Regions from separate parts of the Homo sapiens genome. Here region 2 is linked to region 1. A link is a loop called in an ENCODE intact Hi-C map of the cell type or tissue named here. Cell type or tissue: chondrocyte. All regions are shown on one strand.

Region 1 (8,000 bases):
AGAGACAGGGTTTTACCATGTTGGCCAGGCTGGTCTCAAACTCATGACCTGAAGTGATCTGCCCACCTCGGCTTCGCAAAATGCTGGGATTACAGGCGTGAGTCACCATGCCAGGCCAGAAAACTTATTTACTTATTTATTTATTTATTTATTTGAGAGGGAGTCTCACTCTGTCACCCAGGCTGGAGTGCAGTGGCATGATCTCGGCTAACCGCAAGCTCTGCCTCCCAGGTTCACACCATTCTCCTGCCTCGGCCTCCCAAAGTGCTGGGATTACAGGCGTGAGCCACTGCGCCCGGCCCAGAAAACATATTTTAAAGCCATAATACTGAGACAGGAATAGGTCAACAGAATATAATACAAATCCACACATAATAGAAAATTAGTATAAGATGACATTTCCAATTAGTGGATAAAGATGAGTTATTTAAAAGATGATATTTAGGCCAGGTGCAGTGGCACATGCCTGTAATTCCAGCACTTTGGGAGGCTAAGGCAGGAGGATTGCTTGAGTCCAGGGGATTGAGCCTGCAGTGAGCCAAGATCATGCCACTGCACTTCAGTCTGGGTAACAGAGTGAGACCCTGTTTCAAAAATAAAAAATAAAAGATAAAAGATGGTATTGACACCACTTAGAAAGCCATTTAGAAAAAAATAAGCCAGATCCCCACTTCATTACTTATATTGAGATAAATAAAAGATGGAATAAAGATTTAAATGTAATGAAGACATAAAGTTTCCAGAAGAAAATATAGGTGAATTACTTTTGTAATCTTAGAGTGGAAAAAAGCTTTTGTTTTAACCTGAAGCCCTAAAGCCCTAAAGGAAAAAAAAAAAATCAGATGATATAAAAATGTAAAATTTCCATATGGCTAAAAAAATCTTGTCATAAACTAAATAAAAAGACAACAAAAGGAAAACATATTTGCAAAATACATGACAAAAGATTAATTTTCCTTATTTCCAAAAAGTTCTTACCAAAAAAAAAAAAAAAAAAAGACCAACAATTCAAATAGAGAAATGGGCAAAGGATATGAACAGGTTAGTCAGAAAGAAAGAAAGAGAGAGGAAAGAAAGAAAGAAAGAAAGAAAGAAAGAAAGAAAGAAAGAAAGAAAGAAAGAAAGAAAGAAAGAAAAAGAAAGAAAGAAAGAAAGAAAAAGAAAGAAAGAAAGGAAGGAAGGAAGGAAGGAAGGAAGGAAGGAAGGAAGGAAGGAAAAGAAAGAAAGAAAAGAAAGAAAGAAAAAGAAATACAAGTGCCCCGTAAACACAGTGCACAGAAACATCTACTTACATTCCCAAGTGAAGAGGAGCAAAGGAAAATAAGAGACACTGTTCTTCCTCCCTCAGATTGACAGAGATAAAAGAGATTGCTAATAGTAAGCAGTGACAAGTGTGCAGTGAAATGAGTGCTGCTAGATATTGCTGGTGGCAGAGTAAACTAGTGTAGCATTTAGAGAGAGGGATGTGACCCCGATTGTGCAATTATGAAATGTACAATCCTGATGATAAAAGCTACCATCTACCAAGTACTCCCTCTGGGGAAAAGATCAAGATGTCTTTTAGGATCTAGCCTTGGCAGTCACACACCCTCATTTCCACAATGCACCATTGGTTCCACAGCCCTGTGCATTGCGATGGTACCAGGGTATGAAACTGGGCGGTGAGGGTCATCATGGGCCATCTTGGAGACTGTCTACCACAGTTTGTAATCTCAAAGAGGAAAATTTGGTGCCAAATGCTACGTTAAACACACGTTAAACATAGTGGGTCTTTGGAAGGCCAAGGCGGGTGGATCACTTGAGTCCAGGAGCTTGAGACCAGCCTGGACAACATGGTAAAACTCCATCTCTACTAAAAATACAAAAATTAGCCAGGCATGGTGGCACACACCTGTAATCCCAGCTACTTGGGAGGCTGAGACACAAGAATGGCTTGAGTCAGGGAGGTGGAGGATGCAGTGAGCCCAGATCGTGCCACTGCACTCCAGCCTAGGTGACACAGCAAGATTTGGTCAAAAAAAAAAAAAAATAAAACCAACAAACAAAAACTGTGGATCACATGTAGATGAATAAACTGTTGCTTAGAGAGGTTTAGGTATGGTGCCCAAAGTCATCCATCTAGTGTCAGAGCCAGAATTTGAACTAGTTCCATCTGATGATACTCTTTCCATTAGACCTCCTCACTGGCCTCCCTGTCATCACTTCTGCTCCTTTATAATCTCATCTCCCCTGATCTAAAAACGTAACTCAGATTGCATCCTCTCCTCACTCCCAGTGTAAAGCCCACACACCTCACGGGGGATGTTCAGGATGTTGCATGCTTGGCCCTGTTTGCCCCCCCGATGCTCATCCCTCCTGCCCTCCCCCTGGCCCACATTGCTCTAGCACTCTGGTCACCTTTCCTTTCATCAGCAGTTTTGCACCAACTATTCCCTCTGCCTGGAAGACAGTGCCCCCAGGTCTTCACCCAGCTGTCAACTTCTGCCCTCTGGGGATTAGGACACCCAGTGGCTTCCTCCTGGGAGAGCTCTTCCCTGACCACTCAGCCCAGAGCCCACCCTGGCCCCCACCCTCATTCCACCCCCATCCTCTGCCTCTCCCCCACCCCTTGTCCACACCTCATTCCATCTCTACAGGATCTAAGAAGAGTCACACATTAAGTTTAGTTGTTATTTCTCTCTCTTTAATTTTTTTTGAGATGGAGTTTCGCTCCTGTCGCCCAGGCTGGAGTGCAACGGTATGATCTCGGCTCACTGCAACCTCTGCTTCCTGGGTTCAAGCAATTCTCCTACCCCAGCCTCCCGAGTAGCTGGGATTACAGGTGTGTGCCACCACGCCCGTCCAATTTTGTGTTTTTAGTAGAGACTGGGTTTCACCATGTTGGCCAGGCTGGTCTCGAACCCCTGACCTCAGGTGATCCACCCGCCTCGGCCTCCCAAAGTGCTGGGATTACAGGTGTGAGCCACTGCACCCGGCTGTTATTTCTCTTTCATCTTATCGTTTAGAAAGTCAATTAGTGACAATGAATGTTTTGTAGAGTCCAAGACTGTTGTGTTGTGGAGTTTCTCTTTCTGGATTTCTTGTCTGGTTGTCTCTTGAGGAGCAGATTCAGGTGAAGCATGTTGGGGGAGCACATGGCTCAAGTGATGCTGTGTCTTCCAGTGCCTCCCTTCAGGAGCCGAGGACATCATGTCTGGTGGCCCCACTTTGGAGGCTGCTGAATTTGATGACTTGATTGGGAAGTGTCTGCCAGATCGCCCCATTGCAGGTACATTTTCTTCTCTGTCATTAATAAGTCATTTGTGGGGATAATTTTTTTTTTTAATGTTTTGACGTGCTTGAACAGTGTCTGCTCTGGTCACGCTAAGATCCTATTTGTCCTAATAATGGCAAACCAGAGTCCCATGGCCAGGTCCCCACTTGTGGGACATGCTTACTTCATATGGGAAGCTGCATGAAAGAAAGGGGTTTGCTGCTTAAAAAGCCCCATCAGAGCATACCCTAATCATCTGTTTACAAAAGCACCCAATGTCTTCAGAGGCTGGAGGGGACCTGTGGCAGCATTGTCCCCCCGAAGCAGATGGGATCAGCTTTCTCTGCCATGGTCTCCTACCAGGCTGGGGCCAGAAGAAGGGACACATCACTGGGAGAATTAGTGGTCAAGAAACTAGGTCACCCGATTCCTCATTGGGACTCATGCTGTGGCCACTTTAAGGAGTGGGGGAGTGGCACAAGGACACTGAAAACAACCTATACAAGGTTACTCCAGGAGTGGCAGCTCCTGTAGGAATAAGGATCTGGGAGATTTCTGAGGGCTTCAGCACACACACATGAAAACTCACCTCATTTGCAGTGCCGCTCAACAGCCAGGTTTCTGCAGGGCTCTCAACTGTTTTCTGTGGGTTGAGCAGGGCTGGGCTGTTTTATCTCAGGGATAGTAAATGAGTTCACGTTTCATGCCTACAGAAAATCACTGCTCTGCCCTCCTGGGCGGTACTAGCTCTCTTTTATTAGTCAGAGAAGAGGTGGGTTATCTGGGTTCAATTCCACCTTTGAACTTCAGTTGTATTTGGCTTTATATTTCAAGCTCAGATGTCCACCACTGCTGTGAAATAGTAATTCAGGCCAGGAGAAGTCAAAGGTCTCTGAAAATGTGGTGGGGAAAGGGAAATCCTGAGTCTGAATTATCTCATTTTCAGAGTGAGGATGGACAGTTCCCGCGTTTGGAAACACATTTCCTGGATGAACTTAAGAGCTGTGGCCACTAGTTCGTTCTAAAAATCATTATTGGGCACCAGCATGTGTGGATAAATAAAGCCTCCCACCTGCCCCACATCACCAAGGATGAGAAGATCCAGTAAACTGGGGAGAGTGAATTGGTTTGAAAACACATTTGATTTCAGGAATAAAAGGTGCAAATGAGTAAATGTGCCTAAACCCTCTTTTAAAAAGAAAGTGTGAGTTTTCTATTGACAGCAGAGTCTTGAGCATGTGCGGAAGGAAGCCTGCGTGGCGCTAATGTGATGTCTTGTCATCATTTTATTTTTCTGACGGGTAAACGCTGGGCTCTGAACCTGTGGGGTTGTACTTCGCACTCGCGGCTGTAGAGGGAGCCTTGTTTACCATGGATTGTTCACAATGCAAAGCTTTCAGAGGAAGAAAGAAAAAAGGCTTTTTACAGAAAAAAAGTTGGAGGGTTAAAGGCAGTCTGTTTCAAAATTGCAAACAATCGCTGTGGCTGTCTCGTTTTCTCTTCTCTGCTGGTTCCACCGTGAATGAATGGTAGCGTAAAGAGTCAGTAGAAATTGCCCTTCCTCTTCGGATGCGACCAGAGGAATCAGGAGGTGGGATCCTTATCAGGGTTTTTTTTTAGTTGTTTTTTTTTTTTTTTTTTTTTTTTTTTTTGGCAATTTCCCCACAGAATTCCACGAGGGCAGTTCCCCATCCTTGTTGAAGCACAAGCTTTTTTCGAGGCTGATCTGTGGTAGCGGAGGGTCTGGATTTGGAGGGGTGGGGTGGGAATGGATCCCCTGACCCATTTTCTCCATCGGGGTCTAATTCTGCGGTTTGGTGATGAGAGTGTTGCTTTTCGGGCCGAGTCCGAGGTTGCTCGGAGGTCCAGGGCTCCCACCCCGCGATGCCAGTCCTGCCTCCTCCTGCGCCCCGGGCAAGGGTCTGTCCGCCTGGGGGACCGCATCTGGAATCCGCGTGGCTCCCCTCCCCGGCGGTGCCGTCTCCACGGACAGTGCGTGCCCGGGTCTGGGCTGGAGCGACGTCCCCGAGATTATCCTATTACTTTACAACTGTGGCTCGCGCGCCGTCAGGACCCGGCCCGGTGTGGGCTGGCGGAGCACAATGACCGGCGGCGGGGCGGGGGCGGGCACGCGGGCGGCGGGCGCTGGGGGTCGCGTAGATGTTTGGGTCGAACAGGTGAGCGCCTCCCGGACACTCGGGTGCCCGCGGGGGGCGGGGAGGAGGGCGGAGGGGGTGTAAACTAAGTGGTGGGAAAGAGACAAAGGAAGAGTGAAGAGCGAGACGGTGCGGATGGGGAAGGGGGAGGGGCGCGGAGGGGCAGCCGGTGGGCAGCGCGCCGAGGAGCTCGAGCTTGAACTTGATCAAGCACTGGGGGCCCTGCCGTGGGGGTGGGGCGGGGGTACGGCCGAGAGCCGGCCACGTGCCTGGCTTTCCCAGCCCGGGGTCTCGCTCCGGCCGCCCGGGGGAGCCGAACCCCGAGGCCCGGCAGCCCCGCCCCACAAGTACCCGCGTCCCTGGGGACCCGAAAGACGCATGGGGGTCGAAGGCTGCCCGAAGGGGCCCCGGGCGCCGAGAGTTCCTGAGGGTGCCTGAGTCACTTTATTTGGGCCAAGTCTCCCTCTCCTGGCCTGACCGCAGACAGCCCGCCGGGTGCCCTCTCCCCCCAGCCCCCACCGGACCCAGAGACCGCAGCCTCCGGGAGCGATGGGTAGGCACAGATCCCAGCGCCTTCTTTCCGGGCTCAGCCCCGTGCAAGGATCTTCCTCGAAGCGCTTCCCCCTTAAGAGCGCGCTCCCCACCGAAGCGCACGGCGGCGCGTCCAGCGCGCCCTTATCCCCCCCTACCTGGCCCAGCTCCCCCTCCTTCCTCCTCTTCTCCCCCCGCGCCTCTCTCCCTCCTTTCTCCTCTCCCCTCTCCCTGGGTGCCTCCTTTTCCTCTCTCCCCTTCCCCCCGTGCCCACTCCTCCCTCTCACCCGCCCCTCCGCCACCTCCTCCTGCTGCTCCTCCTACTCCCCCTGCCTGCGCCCTCCCTGCGCTCCCCTCCCCCCCGCCCCCGCCCCGTGCCCGGTCCCGCCCCCTCTCCCGCCTCCCCGTGCCCGGTGCCCCCTCCCCCTTCCTCCGGGCCGCGGCGCCGCCGCCGCTGCCGCCGCTGCTCGCCTGGGCCCTCCTCCTGGCCACCCCCGCCCCCGGGCCGGGCAGTGACGCGCCGCGGTGGTGCCAGCCCCTCTCCCCGGGCAGCCGCGGCGGCAGCAGCAGCAGCAGCAGCTGGAGCTGTGGGGCTGTCACCGCCGCCCGCCCCGCTCACTCGCGGATCCCGACCGCCCATCTCCGCCTCGCTTCCAGCCCAGGTACGGAGTCCGGCCCGGATCCCGGCGATCGGGCCGTTTCCGGGGCCCGGGCCGCCGCCCCCCTTCTCCGGCTGCTGCCGCCGGCCGTTGAGCTGCGGTTAGGGGGGCGAGGGGCTGGGGGCGGTTCTGGGGAGGGGGGCGCAGGGGGAGCTTCCTTTGCCGGGGCTGAGGGAGGGGGCGCGGGGGAGCGGCTGCGCCCTGGGCCGAGTGGGCTGGGGCGGGGGGCGGGTGAGTGTGCCCGAGAGTGGAGGGGGGGCGATGAAGGCTGCACTGTGGGGGCCGCGGGGCGCCCAAGAGGTGTGTCTGGCCCTGAGCGCCCAGGGTCGCGGGGCGCACCCCACTCCCGGGGTGCGCGCCGCGGGTCCTGGGGGGCGGTGATTGTGCGCGCAGCGCCGCGGTATTGTGCCACGGCCGCTCGGTGTGCAGCGGGCTCGGCACCGCGTCCCGGCGAGGGAGGCGTTCTCTGGCGGCGGGGCGGGGGCCGGGCTCGGGTTGCCGCGGCCGCCACGAGAAGGGAAGTGGACTGTGTTTGGGGATGTGAGGACGGGAAGCGTTGAGTGTCAGGGAGGGGTTCCCCGGCGCGGCGCGGGGAGTTGAGACGCGGTTTGCAGAGTTGAGCCCACTTCAGCAGGCCCGGGTCCCTCCCGGGAGGGGACGGGGTGTCCCTCTCAGGTGCACCGTCTGACCGGAAGCCGCGGGCGTTGGCGGCCCCTGGCGAAGGGGCCTTCCTTAATGAGGGGACACGGCGGGGCGGGGGCAGCCGGCCGCCTCGAGGGCGCGCGCAGGGGTTAAGTTGGATTTACACCTCCGCCCTCTCTCTCCTCCCTCCACCTTGTCTTCAAGGCTGGACACTTTGGATAGGGAGGAGGGGGGAGTGCAATCCGCATTTTTATTCCAGCCGCTCGGGAGCAGAAGTGACCCTGCTCCCACCCGGAGCTGCGTTTGCCCGAGTCCGGCCGCCCCTACCGGGCTGCGCTTCCTGGGGGAAGTTCTCATTAAGCCTCGCTAATTAGCATTATTCCTGTAGAAAGGTTAAGGTTAGACCGTCCTTTTCCTTATGGGAGGCCCACCCCCTCCTCCCCATTCCCTACTCCCTCCCCTCTCCCCAAGAGCACAAAAGCACAAAAAGAAAGTGTGAAGAGGCTCAGATCAATGGAGAAGCCACAAACCCATTAATTCAAATGGAACCTTTTTTCCCCCTCTAAAACATTGATTTTCCTTTCTGTCTGCTCTGAGGGGAGATGAATAACCTCCTGATTTCACCTGAAATGGTGTTTGGACTCTGTGATTTCCTCCTCTTTCTGAGAAGGATTGTGGCTTGAAATAGATTCTCCCTTGAGATAAAGCCCTACTTATCCCAGAATCAGCTGGCAACCCCAGCCTGCTCCCCCCCCCCCG
Region 2 (8,000 bases), 660 kb after region 1:
CCAGGTGCAAAACCCTCATCTTGTGCATGAAGAGGATCCCGTCACAGATCTGCCTGACAAACACCATGGTGTCCACCTCGGTCAGATGGTAGTCCTCATCCACAATCCTCTCGAAGAGCTCTCCGCCCTCGATGCTGTGTGCACAGACCCCTCCACGGCTTGCTCCGTGCCTGGTGGTACCCCCACCCAGCCCCTACCACTACTTCGGGCACTCACTACTCCATGAACAGGACGATCTCATGCGGAGTCTCGATGGCTGCATACAGCTGGATCAGATTGCGGTGGTTCAGCTGGTTCATGACCTCAATCTCCAGCAACACCATTTCCTGGGGACCAGGGAAGTCAAGGGTACCAGCTGGGCACCATCACTCCCTGCCACCCACCCTCCATACCCGCACCCTTGAACAGGCCTGCTAGCCTTGCCCAGATCACTGCTCAGCCTCCTCCTTGCCTCTCCTCTCTCCCCCACCCCCACATCTGTGGTCCTCACCACTCCCAAGTCATGCCTGCTGGGACATCTTCCTTTTGCCGGCTCTTCTCCTGAGTACTGACATGCCAAGATCTCCATCCTCCCCCCTCACCGCTTCCCTCTCTCTGCTCTCTCCCTGGGCATCTGCATAAAGTCTCATGACTTTACATTTTATCCAAAGTCATCAATTTCCAAATATACATCTCAACCTCTGAGCACTCCATTGAATTCTAGACTCCAATATCTCCAACTGTCTACTTGCCTTAGTTGTCTAATAGACATCTCAAATCTATCATGTCCAAAATTAGACCTTAGACATCGTCCCTTCCCCACAATTGAGTTGCTCTCGGCTTGCCTGGCAGCAAAAGTACCCCCACGCTTCACCCAAGGGTGCAGGACAAAAAGTTACGAGCCATCCTAAGTTCTTCCCTTACTCTCGCGCCCTCACACCCCACCTCCGACCCAACTCTTCAGCATCATCTACCTTCAAGCTAGATTATACATCCAATCATTCGCACCTCCTCCACCACTGCCTTCCTAGTTTAAGACACCATTATTTGTCACTTTCAGAAAGTCGCAAGCCAGCTGTCACATCGGTAGGCTGATATATCGGCTATAATAGGAATACTTACACCATGAGAAATGGCAAATGCTGTAAATCGGGCCTCTCTCCACACCTGCCCTACCCAGATCCAGTGGTTAAACACTAACCCTTGTTTCACTGCCAGGATGGCTCCCCTTCTGCCTTTACCCACCCCTTCATTCAGTTCTCACCTCACATATGTCTTTCTCAGAGAGGACTGATCTCACCTCCCTATCTAAAAGCGCCCCCATCAGCCCTGTACCCCCTCTACCTTACCTGGCTTTATTTTCCCTCCTAGCACTTCTCAGTACCTGATGCCAGGCCTTCTTTTCTTCTCTTTTCTTTTCTTTTTTCTTTTTGCTTTATGTTTTAGTTGTCTCTCCCTCCACTGTAGCATGTCAGCCCATGAGGGCAGGGGTGTTTTTAGGTCACTGACATTTCCCCAGCCCCTGACCCACTGAATGGCAGAGAAGTGCTCAATAATTATCAACTGAAAACTGGCCCCAGTTAATTGAGCCGCAGGTAGGTACTGAACATCTATGCTGAGCCAGAGCCTGTGACAGAGGCCTGGGACCTAGGAGACAATAACACGGACCCAGGCCCTGTAAGTGGAAGAGACGAAAAAGGACGTTGTCACATAGAAAATGCACTCCTTCCAGTGTGCTTAGAGCCATAATGGGGACCCAGGGCTGCAGCGGCTAGAGCTGCTTCTCACGCTTTCACTGGGGTCGGGCCTGTGCCCACACTGTGGCTTCTGCCTGGGATGCCCAGAACCTCACTCCCCAGCACCTCCTGCTATCTCTGGCCCTCGAGCCTTTCCTCCCATAGTCCCCTCTGCCTGAAACTCTGCCCCTGCCTTCTCCACTGGAACGTCTCCTCAAAGCCCTCGCTCAAAAGGCAGCTGGTCCAGGAAGCTTCCCTGACCCCTCGGCCTGAGTCAGAAGCTCTCTTGAACCCCAAAATGCTACCCCGCAGTTTCCCTGAGTCACAGCTGTGGTCACACGAGGTTGCTATTACCTCCTCACACAGCAGACTCCCTCACTCTACCTGCCTGCATCCTTTCATTCCTTCAACAAACACTGCTCGTGGCCTCCTCTGAACCCAGCCCAGGCCGTGGGTACTAGAGGCAAAGCTCTAGGCCAGGCTTGTTTACCTTGGCTTCAGCTCCCTGAGGGTGGAGACCACACCCACTTCACTCCCAGACCCCCAGTGCCCAGCACAGGGCCTGGCCCAGAGCCCACACTCATCAGTGTTTGTTGAATTGAACCAGAGGGCATGAATATCCCATGCCTAAAAGGGAAGTCCCCAGATAAGTTCACTAACTGAAGTATCTGGTTATGGGTAGGGTCCTCAGGCCCCTGCTGCAGGGCTGTCCATCCATCTCTCTATCTGTGTAGTATTTTCACTGCAACAAACTCCCATACCAGGCCCCAGGTTCAGCAGCGCTGGTGGAGGGAGGCGAGAGGTGCCCACTCCAAGGATCCCCTCCCCATCCTGGGCAGCCACCACCCCCGCAACCTCACTACCTTGTCTTTGGGAGTCTGTTTCTTGATGACCTTGGCTGCCAGCTTGAGGCCTGTGGCTTTCTCCATGCAGGTACAGACTGCCCCAAACTTGCCACTGGAAAGAGAAGAGGCTGTAAGTGAGGGGACCCCAGAGCCCACCGGGGTCAGTGGCATCCTTTGCTCTGATCCTAACTTGGTCCCAGACCCAGTGGTGCCTCTGGATCCCCTTTGGTGAGATGGGAGCACTCACCCCAGCCAGCCCTGACTCCCTCCTGAAGCTGTGAGCTGTTCTGCCAGGACAATGGCTGAAGCAGGTTCTTTGAACCACACAGACCACGTGCACAGGAAGAGCAGGCGTGTAGGGAGGATGGCCCTGGGATGCGACCCTTAGAGGTTTAGGGCAGGCAGGCCCTGGGCCCTGGGGGAGGGCACCTTCAGGCAGAGGGAGGATCTGCAGAGGTATAAGACTGAGTCAGGGCTTTTTACAAAGCAGGAATCACCATGAGGGGGTCAGTGTGGTGCCTGGAGCTGAGACAGACAGAAAAATGCTGTGTATTTCCTACGGAAGCACTGAATGGCTGACGGTGCGTCTGAGTAAGTGACAGCAACACTGAGTGCACATCAGCATGTGACAGCTGCACACAGTGTGTGTCCCACACAGAGGTGAACATGTCCATGTGGCCATGTCTCAGCGGGGTGTGTGTCTGGGCCTTGCACAGGGGAAATGTGAAGCCACAGGAGCCCGGTGTACTCTCTGTCCATGAGTGCCCAGCTGGGGTCCCAGATCTCACCCTCCGAGCGCCTCCTTGGAGTTCATACTGAATTCACTGCTGACATTCCCGGTCCTCAGCTCCACCATGCGGTGAGGGAAGGGGGCCGGAGGTGGCGGGCAATCATCTGGGGGACAGAGCACAGCCCTCATGGTCAGTGCCAGGGGCTGCTGAGGATTCCCCTTGGCACCACCCCTCCTGCTGGCCTGGGCCCCATCTAGGGAAGTTAAGTTCACCAAGTGATACCTGGGGGACACCTGGCTCCAGGATAGGGGCTATGGGGCCCAGTTTCCAATATCAGTTCTGCCACCAACACAACACTCCTATCAGGGAGGACCAGCTTCTCCTGGCAGAACAAACGGGATGGGAGCTTGGACTTTTTGGACCCTCTGCATTATAAGACACAAGGACTCCATCCCAAGCTATCTGCATTTCCACCAAAAACAATCAAACACAGCAGCTATAAAGCGGAATGCCAGGCAGTGGGGTTGCTATGTCTGAATAATGGGGTAGGTGGTGGGACCTGCCCACCCTCCATCCTAATAACACCGCAATCTGGCCAGACCACCCATGGCGGGGCGGGACCGGGGACCGTGCTGTTTGGTGGGGAGAGGGCGCCACCTAGCGGCAAGTGTGGGGAACCGCTCGCCCTGAAGGCTGGCAGGCCGGCAGGCGGTCATCAGGAATGGAAACCTCTTTATAAATAGCAAGAGGCGGCAGGGAAGCCGGGCTGGTGATAAATCAAACGGCCTTTGGAGGTGGTTCAGATCCTGTCACTCTAGGATGCGATTTCGGGGCGGGGCGGAGGTCTCTGCGGCTGCTAGGGGCGGAGGCAGGGCTCCTGGCTGCCGCCCAGCCGCCAGGTCCTCCCACCCTGTCTGGGTGGCACGGTGCCGCTCACCAGGCAGGCTGGCGGGTCTCCCAGGGCACTTCAGCCTGGAGGCAGGGGGGTGTCAGGACACTCTGGGTTCTCCTGACCCCATCTCACCCCACCCCCAGCCCTGCCGCACCCCTGCCCAGGCCCTTTCCCTATTCACCTGCTGGCCAAGCTCACTCACACTCAGTGCTCTCTGCAGCCCATGAACAAGCCACGGGCTGCTTGTCTAATCATCAATGAAGGCCACTCCACAGTCCTGCCCCATTGCACATGCCCAGCTTCCTTGGTCACTGCTCCCACACACAGGCACCTGTGCTCCTCAGCGCATGAGCCCTCTATAGCTCCCACGACCCCACCCCACTATACAGTTTAGCTACTAAGCCTGGCATTTGAGCCCTTCTACAGATTGACTCCAAATTCCATTGCCCAGGGAGTTTGTGTTGCTCCAATAATCTGCCTGATTTTTCTTTTTTTTAACTTCATTTTAGTCAAAGTAGAAAAAACTCAAAAGTGGGTTCTGGAGTCTGGGTGGCCTGACAGGTTCAAATCCTGTCTTCACTGGATATGTTTGGGCACTTCATTTTCCTTTTTCTGAGCCTTCCTTTCCCCATCTATCAAAAGGGAATACTAAATTTAAAAATAAAAATACATCTTAAAAAATAAGATTGAAGAAAGCCAGGTATGGTTGTACACGCCTGTAGTCCCAGCTACTCGGGAGGCCAAGGTGGGAGGATCACTTGAGGCTGGGAGTTTGAAGCCAGCCTGGGCAACGTAGCAAGACCCTATCTTTTAAAACAAATAAACAAATGAATAAACATACGTTAAAAAAGGAATACTTTCTGGAGTTGTGTGACCCTTAGATGAATGGGCCTGGGTAAGGCTTGGCTCAGGGCAGTTCAGACCTCCGAATAGGTAGACTTGGGACTGACAGCCCCCTTCCCTCCCCCTGGCCCCAGGGCAGCCCCAGCCCCCACCTGCCCCTGGCCTACCCAAAATCTGGAAGCAGTCCTCCTCCCTGGCTGTGAGACAGAGGGCCTGCCCCACCTCGGATTTCTCTGAGGGAACAGCCTGGAACTCAATCCCCCTCGAGGTGTCCCCTTGCATCTTAGCCTGGCCAGCCTGGCCTGGGGTTTTCTCTCCCACTTCCTTCTGGCTCTCTGCCAGGATGTTCTTTCCTTCTTCTGCCTTGGCTGGCCTGGGATCCGTGGGGCTGTGGGTCATGGGCACCCCTTCAAAGGTGAGCTCTGATGCCTCGCTTGGGGGCTTCTTGGCCAGCAGCTTCTCAGAACTAGAAGGTGAGAACACAGAGGTGAAGCCCTCAGCGGCCACAGCCTGTGGCATCAGGCAAGTCTCAATGCAATCTGCAGAGCTAATCCAACCCCACCCCAAATGCATGGTGTAATACAGCCAAATTCACCTGGTACAAAATTAAGGGATGTTCATGGCTGTGGTCATTATCTTGACTACCAACACACTAATACATCATTAATAACTATTAATAGGATTGTTGATATGGTTAATCATCATGTGGATACAACTAGGGAGTTATGTAGCTCTTGATTCATAAAATCTGTTGTGATATAATTGATACATAATTATCAAAGTGATATGGTAAATGTTCTTATTGTGGCTTACAATATATCATTAATGACCTCATTAGCATTCAGGTAAGTATAACTGATGGCATCACACATGTGCTATATTATGGTTATGAAAATATTATCAATGATCCTCCAATCTGGTTATTAGTCATCTTTTCATATCTTACCAATAATTATATTAAGAAGAACAGGAAAATACTGGATGTCCTAGGAAATACACAGCCTTTTGCCTGACACCTTTAGCCTTTCTGCCTGCCATCTCAACCCTGCCCTTGGCTAGACCCAAGCCCATGGAGTAAGGGGAACTTCGGACCCCAGAAGCCTAGAGAAGATATGTTCAACCTAGGCAGTCTTTGAGGGTCTCTCTTACTCCAGTCTTGTATGAATTGTGGCAGGGTTCTGGTTTCTGCAGGGGACAAGGCGGTAGAGGCAATTCACAGGACAGAGGAAACTGAATGTCAGAACTACACTCCCCAGCACTGAATGTGATGATAACCATGCCTAAGACAAGGGAATTAAGCAGGACCCCTAGGGACAGAACCACAGGACCCCTCCCCACTCCCAGGAGGGGATATTCACCTGGAGATGATGGCAGGACAGCTGGGGCTATGCAGAAAGGCAGGTGAGCCCCTCCTGGCTGCTGCTTGGCCCTCTGCTGCCTTCTTGCCCACCCTGGGCTTTCCAGGATCCTGGCTGCCTGAGGCTCCCTGCTCAGCCTTGGGCTTCTTGACGCTGGTCTCAGGTGTCGCAGTCTGCTGGGGCAGGGCTGCCGGGGGCCCAGCACTGCCCTCCGCGGGCCCCCCGCCCCTGTCACCCTCTCCTTTGGGGCCTTGGCTGCTAGTTGAGGGTTGGGCCAGGGTACCATCCCCTTTCTCTGAGGCAGGGGCTTTGGCATCTTTCTTCAGGGTGGGTGGATCCGGAGCTTTCTTTGGGTCTGGGGGGCCAGGGTCTTTCCCTGCAGCCAGGGGTCTTTCACCTGTGGGACCTTTAGGTGCCTTGTCTGCAGAGGAGGTGAGACACCCATCAGGATCCACCCTCCTTTCCTTCCCTCTCACCCAGGCTGGGCAGAGACCAGCTCTGGGCCCAGGTTCCCACCCAGGCAACAACTTGCAAATGCTTGTCCCACTGAGTCTCTGGGGCCACTTGATGGCCCCTAGAGATGAGCTGCCACGACCTTGGAGGGCCTCTGTGGGAGGCTTCCAGCCCTTTGGGTGGGCCTTGGTGGCCCCCATCATCCTTGCCCTGACTGTTTAGGTGCATCCCCAGCAGCCATCCCTGGTGGCTTCACATTTTCCTGGTCTCTCCAGGAAGGGCTTCATACAGGCCCTGGACCCAGCCCAACCCTAGCCAGAGATTCCTCTGATTTCTGGGTCCCCCGTGCACCATGCAAACAAGGCTGGGGCACAGAACTCCCACTGAGGAACCTGCCCAGTCCTGGATTCAAAACCCCCCTTCCCAAGCTCCTCCCTCCATCTCCTGCCCCAGCTTGGCACCTGTTGATGGGTTCTGAATTCCCAGCTCAACTGCTCCATTTTCTGTCGCCATGAGGTAGGGAGGCGTGTGCTGCTGCTTGTCTAACTCAAGTCTTTCTAGCTGCAGAAACAAGAGTGGAGTGTGTCAGGCTGTCCAATTTCCCCTCTCGTCTGGCTGCAGTGAGACAGGAAGCCGAGGCCTGCTAACTGAGGGGAGAGAGGTACCTGGAGCAAAGAGGGGCAACCTGGTTGCCGTCTGTCTCCCAGCGGCTGCTCAGGAGCAGTCCTGGGCAGTTGTAAGGGATTGGGCCGGGTGGGCAGAGGCGGAGGCAGGGGTGTGGGCAGTGGAGGCGGGGACGGAGGAGAGGATCTCTTACACCAGGGGCCATGCAGCTGGGACTGCCGCCACCTGTCACTCTTGGCCCCAGTTCAGAGGACACGGCATTCTTCCCATGGCCCGACTGGGGGGAGAATGATGTTGGAACAAGCGAGAAAAGGGAGGGGTATCTGGGACGCTGGGGGAGCAGCCCTTTCCCCAGGCCTTGCTCAGTATCCCTGACTTGGACAGGATCAGAGGGGGCCTGGAAGAAGGGGAGTACTCAGGCAGGCCTGAAGGGCAAGAGTATGCCCAGGCTGAGCCCTGGTCTGCCCACCTGTGTGCCACATCTCCTGGGGCTCCCCAGAACCTGGCTAGAGCCACAAAGTCCCAGGGATAATCTCCCT

What was found. Hi-C counts contacts between places; a loop is a spot of excess contacts. Peaks named below come from ENCODE experiments on the same cell type or tissue, not always from the same donor. Only the 100,000 strongest peaks of a DNase experiment are listed, where the experiment ranks them.
Region 2: a loop joins it to region 1, with 5 times the contacts of the local background. A loop is called at or near these places in 2 of 110 quality-filtered maps.

Annotation. Positions count from the first base shown.
Region 1 is chr20:32,481,964-32,489,963 of GRCh38, reverse strand. The region is part of intron 4 of NOL4L (nucleolar protein 4 like); the gene reads left to right. It overlaps LOC124904886 (a long non-coding RNA gene), which reads right to left and starts at 3,934. Exons shown (of 2, transcript XR_007067564.1): 1 at 3,843-3,934; 2 at 2,662-3,450. RefSeq lists silencers at 6,440-6,599, 6,960-7,069. In chondrocyte, CTCF peaks have their summits at 4,426, 4,627 and 5,874 (motif pointing left); DNase peaks (open chromatin) are centred at 5,583, 5,643, 5,713, 6,473 and 1 weaker place.
Region 2 is chr20:31,818,931-31,826,930 of GRCh38, reverse strand. MYLK2 (myosin light chain kinase 2) reads right to left here and starts at 7,575. Exons shown (of 13, transcript NM_033118.4): 1 at 7,503-7,575; 2 at 7,299-7,398; 3 at 6,385-6,805; 4 at 5,194-5,492; 5 at 3,349-3,454; 6 at 2,579-2,672; 7 at 217-326; 8 at 1-134. The coding sequence starts at 7,350. RefSeq lists enhancers at 1-245, 1,938-2,438, 2,639-3,165, 3,166-3,693, 4,161-4,220 and 1 more and a silencer at 3,811-3,860. In chondrocyte, CTCF peaks have their summits at 3,951 (motif pointing left) and 4,201; DNase peaks (open chromatin) are centred at 2,000, 2,180, 4,100, 7,750 and 2 weaker places.